Linked DNA regions of Homo sapiens: region 1 is linked to region 2. Evidence: chromatin loops called from intact Hi-C (ENCODE). Cell type or tissue: chondrocyte. All regions are shown on one strand. Region 1 overlaps BICC1 (BicC family RNA binding protein 1). Region 2 has its middle 47 kb from the start of LINC00844.

Region 1 (2,500 bases), 420 kb before region 2:
ATATATTTACTATCAGTAAATGGATATCTGAGATGCATTATCTAAATAGAGCATATTTGACCAAGTCTAAAAACTGGGCTTTAGCAACAAAACATTATAAAAATGGATCTGGATTTTAAAAGTTTTGCATAAATGATTAGCTTTCAAGCTTGTGAAAGTTTTTTTTTTTCATTTTAAATCATTTGGGACTAGTGAGGCCATCTACAATGGGAAATTGTTGCATGTATTGGACAAAAATCATGAGTGCATATTATGGGACTGCAGAATTAAATGAGGCCCTTTACCTTTAAAAGGAATATAATCTAGTGGAAGAGAGGAAACGTATCTGTATTTTTTAACAGAAAACAAAAGGAGATCACGTAGAGTAAGGCCCTGATTAATGTACATCATAGCCTGGGTCACGTACCTCCACCCCACAAGACCAAGAAGTGAAATGAGGGAATTGAAGAATCAAATAGAAAAAGGCAAAGCCAATACAATGATGCACTATCTAGTTTGTTACTTCTGAGGATGACTACTACTTCTGGTGAGGCCCAGAAGCTATATCCCTAAATTGTCCACCTAAGGAATTAAAAAGAGAGGCATTGGTCTGTCAGCTTCTGTTCCCTCCTTGAGGAGAGTCAAGGGTTGCCTTCTGGGGCCTGCCTTTCCTGCGATTCTGTGTTAATACACTTAAGACTTAGACGTATAGATATCTAACAAGCTCCTAGGGAAGTAATAAAGAAGTATGTTTAGTGTAAGATTGAGATGAGACATTGTTACCCCAAAGTGGGTTGATACCTATGCCGAACTGTTTACTGTAGCCTCGCTGGAATCAGAGATGAAGGTGAGATGGTATATAAGATTGTGTGTCCAGTACAATGTCTTTATATACTTTAAATGCAAAAAAAAAAAAAAAAAGAAAATCAGAAAGGGAGAGGCGGAAATGGACGTTTAAGATATTTCATACCTTTGTTCTAAATCAAAGAAACTTCCTTACTGTAAATTCTTCATGTAGAGAATGCTTTATGAGATTACAAAAATAAGCCTGTCTGCAGTCAGCAAGATGGAGGAATAGGGAGCACCAGACTTCTACCCCTACAGAAATACTGACTTAACAATATGTGGTCCAATAAAGCCTTTATGAGAAGGCCAGAAATCACTTATGAAGTCACAGAACTCCAGTTTAAAACCAAGAACCATGGTTTTGAAACAGGTAAGAAAAGCTGTTTCATTTCATCTGAGTCGGCCCCTTCCCCAAGCCACCACAGCTAATGATGAGGAAAAAAAGTCCAGTGACTGGTTTCTCCCTTGGGAGAAAAAGAGTAAAATGGAATTATGTCCAATGTGCTGGCTTTTTGAGACTACTCAAGTGACTGGTTTCTGCCTTGCTTGACTTGGAGTGCTGATGAGGAATAGGCATACTTTGATTGCCTGGGGACTGCTGAGAACAAGAGAGCTCAGCGGTTGGTGGCAGTACCAAAATACCCGTAGTACTGCAAACAGACACCAGAGGGTGCAAGAGACTGTAGACTCCTGAAAAAGAAACCAGAAAACTTTGTCTGGTTGTGAAATTACACACATAGGCTCAGAAAAAATTCATCTCTGTAAAAGGTTTGAGAGACCGCCAGAATCTCTAGCTGGGCTGATTGGTGAAGATCTTTTTCCATCCAAAACCAGTCTGTAAAGACTGGAAGAGGTGACCGTTTATTCAAATACAAAAATTACAACAAAATATAAGGCACACAAACAGGGAAAATATGGTCCAATCAGAAGAACAAAATAACTGTCCGTAAACTGACCCAAAAGAAATGGAGATCTGTGAATTACCTGACAAATAGTTTAAAAGGAACATTTTAAATTAGTGCACTACAAGAAAACATATACAATGAAACTGTGAATAAAATGAGAATATCAATTAAGAGATGGAAACTGTAAAGATCCAAACAGGAATTCTAAATAACTAAACAGGAATTCTGAAGCTGAAGAATACAGTAACTGATTTGAAAAAAAAAATTATAGGGGATCAACAGCAGACTTTATTAAGCAAGAGAAAGAATCAGCAAACTCAAAGACAGGTCATTTGAAATTATTGAGTCAGAGGAACAAAAAGAAAAAGGAAAAATGAAGAAAGCCTAAGGGACTTATGGGGCGCCATCAAGTGAATCAATATATGCATTACATGAATTTCAGAAGAGGAATATAGAGGAAATGAGGGACAGAATATTTTTCAAACTACAATAGCCAAAACCTTCCAAATGTGAAAAAGGAAATAGATATCCAAATATAAGAAGCTCAAAGGACTACAGTCATGATGAAACTAAAGAAATTCACACTAAGACACATTCTAGTCAACTTTCCAAAAACAAAAATCTTAAGGGCAACAGGAGAAAGGCAATGTGGTATATACAGAGACTTTCCATAAGAATATCACACATTTCTCAGTGGAAGCATCGCAGGACAGAGTGGAATGAGATTATATGAGGGATCTTCAAAAAGTTTGTGGACGGTATGTATTATG
Region 2 (2,500 bases):
GATCGGAAACCCCCTGGGACCCGACAGTATTTTCCTTTGTCAGATCGCTGGACAACAATGGTCCCAGAGATATGAAGTAAAGGTGTTACTTTTCCAAATTATGGAAGCAAATGACCAGCCTGGACCTGTTCATTAGCTGGCGGTACTGTTTTGAGTAAAGAAAAATTTTAAAGATACACTCCGAGCCAAAGAGTTCCAGGGAAATTTTTTTGAAGTACCCAGTGAGAACTTCCCGGCAGCCACATCTTCTTTCTTTCCTTTGTTTTAGAAGTTCAGTCCCTAAAGTGCTCTGTTCCAAGAATTGTTAGGGAAAGATGAAACTCTTCTGGCAGGTACTGGGATGTTTGGTTTGTTTTGACTCTGCGTTGATCTCAGGAATGTTAACAGGCGTGTTTCCATGCAAACCACACAATAAAAAGATGACTATGGTTAAATCTAGTCCCTTGGGGTAGCTAAAAAAAATTTTTTTAAAAATGTACCTATTGGAAAACCTAGTGCTTCTGTAGCCAATTCTGCCAGATTAACAGAGGAGGCCTTTCTGGAAGGCTCTACACTGATCCTGTCAATTCTTATTAGGATGGCAGTTCCTAGCTCTTTCCATTATGGTTTGTCAGTTTTTCCATTAAAGATCATGGCTTTTCGGAACACAAACATCTGGTGTGTTTCGAATCCCTCAGGATCTTGCTGATGGCATACAATTTAATGGCAGGCAGTGCACGTCTTGCACCACATCTTTGCCTAAGTTTCTGGTGCGAAATTCCAAGTTTTGTAAATCTAGTCTTTCCCACACAATCCTGTACAGCTGTTTTCAGATCCAGGAAATCCTTGGACAGAAAGCAGATATGCTTTCTGGGATGTGATGAGCTTTATACAAGGGGGTAAGAGATTCCTGGCGTGTAAACTTGAACAAGTCTCAATTGTTCCATTTCCTTTTGGAAAAAGTCAAGGTCAACACTGTTGACCAGATGTACTTCAGTTAGTATCCAGAATTACGATGAAGAATAAGAACCAAGAGGCTGATTTTGTCAGGAGGCCTAGGTTAGAGTTCAGACCTTCCACCGATTAGCTGTATGGCCCAGGGTGGTCATTTATACTCTGTGGGAAATGGTTTCCCTTTGGGTAAAATGAAATGGTTGGGCATGTTGGAATCTATGCCCCTCCTAGCTTCTGGAACCCAGAAGATTCCAGAGAAAATGAAAATGCTTGTCAGAGGTTTCATAGTACTACCCCGTAGCACCAGTAGATGGCAGACTCGCATTATAGTCTGAAATTGATACCACAGTATGATACTGGTCACATTGTGAAGGTAGGTACAATTTAATGATCATTAAAAAAACCAAAAGAATGAAAAAAAAAAGTGTTGTTCTTAACCAGCAGGCTCATGTAATCCTAGGCAAAGTTCTCTGTTTCTATTAACCTTAATGAGGACTCCATACTTGCCCAATGACCATCTTTTAAACTGTGCTTGGAAAGGCAATATATCTCCATTGGGGCAAACCATGCATTTCCTCTCTCACTAACTCTGATTAATTCATTCAACAACGATTTGTCTGATGTTCAGTGTGTTCCAGGTCTTGGGCTCAGTGCTGGGGATACAGAGATAAACAAAAGAGACAGTCCCTGCACTCAGGAATCTCATCCCCCAGAGGAATGAGACAGCCACTGAACAAGTAGTTGTCACTGTGGTGCAAGTCTACTGAGAAGTACATACTAGACAATGTAACATGGATGCTAGAGGAGGAGTGACAGGGATAACTTCCCTGTGAAGTACTGGATGTATGAGAATGAGTGAGGGCTGGCTTAGCAGACAGGAAATTAGTTGAGGAGAGAAGTTCAGGCAGAAGAAACAGTAGGTGTGAAGCTGCATAGGGAGAGAGAGGGAAAAGATCAGTGCAGGAGCTAAAAGAAGCTGGAATGACTATGGCATTGAACCAGGCAGGGAGTAGTATGAGATGAGGAAACCAGATCTCATGGGGGCTATCGACCATGCAAAGGAGAACGCTGATTTCATAGAATTCTTGATTTCTCCATGATGTTGTTGATAAGGGTGATTTTTATCAGATTTGTTAGCAGGCATCTTGGTGAGTAAAGAAGCCTGTTATGCTGGCCAACATGGTGAAACCCCATCTCTACTAAAAATACAAAAATTAGCTGGGCATGGTGGTGCACACCTGTAGTCCCAGCTACTCAGGAGGCTGAGGCAGGAGAATCCCTTGAGCTCAGGAGACAGAGGTTGCAGTGAACCAAGATCTCGCCATTGCACTCCAGCCTGGTGACAGAGTTAAAAAAAAAAAAAAAAGAAGCCTGGTATGACAGTAAAAGAGAGAATAGGCTCATTTTGACTGGGAAGTTGTAGGAGAAAAAAGGTGTGATGCCTTTCCTCACCCATCATAAAGGTCACGGCTGACACTCCTATAACAAAAGTCAGATTAACAAGAGAAAATAATAATAAATGTATTTAATCAAAGTTTTACATTATAGGAGGCTTCAGAAATGAAGA

Evidence for each region. A loop is a pair of places that touch in the nucleus more often than their neighbours do. Peaks named below come from ENCODE experiments on the same cell type or tissue, not always from the same donor. Only the 100,000 strongest peaks of a DNase experiment are listed, where the experiment ranks them.
Region 1: it touches region 2 in a loop (2.5-fold over the local background); 9 of 110 quality-filtered maps call a loop at or near these places.

Annotation. Positions count from the first base shown.
Region 1 is chr10:58,529,802-58,532,301 of GRCh38, forward strand. All of the region lies in intron 1 of BICC1 (BicC family RNA binding protein 1), which reads left to right. Among named protein-coding and RNA genes, the nearest start is that of BICC1, 18 kb to the left of the region's middle. RefSeq lists a silencer at 1,551-1,610. In chondrocyte, a CTCF peak has its summit at 1,491 (motif pointing right); no DNase peak of the experiment used is centred here.
Region 2 is chr10:58,951,614-58,954,113 of GRCh38, forward strand. No RefSeq gene overlaps it. Among named protein-coding and RNA genes, the nearest start is that of LINC00844, 47 kb to the right of the region's middle. In chondrocyte, CTCF peaks have their summits at 1,240 (motif pointing right) and 1,446; no DNase peak of the experiment used is centred here.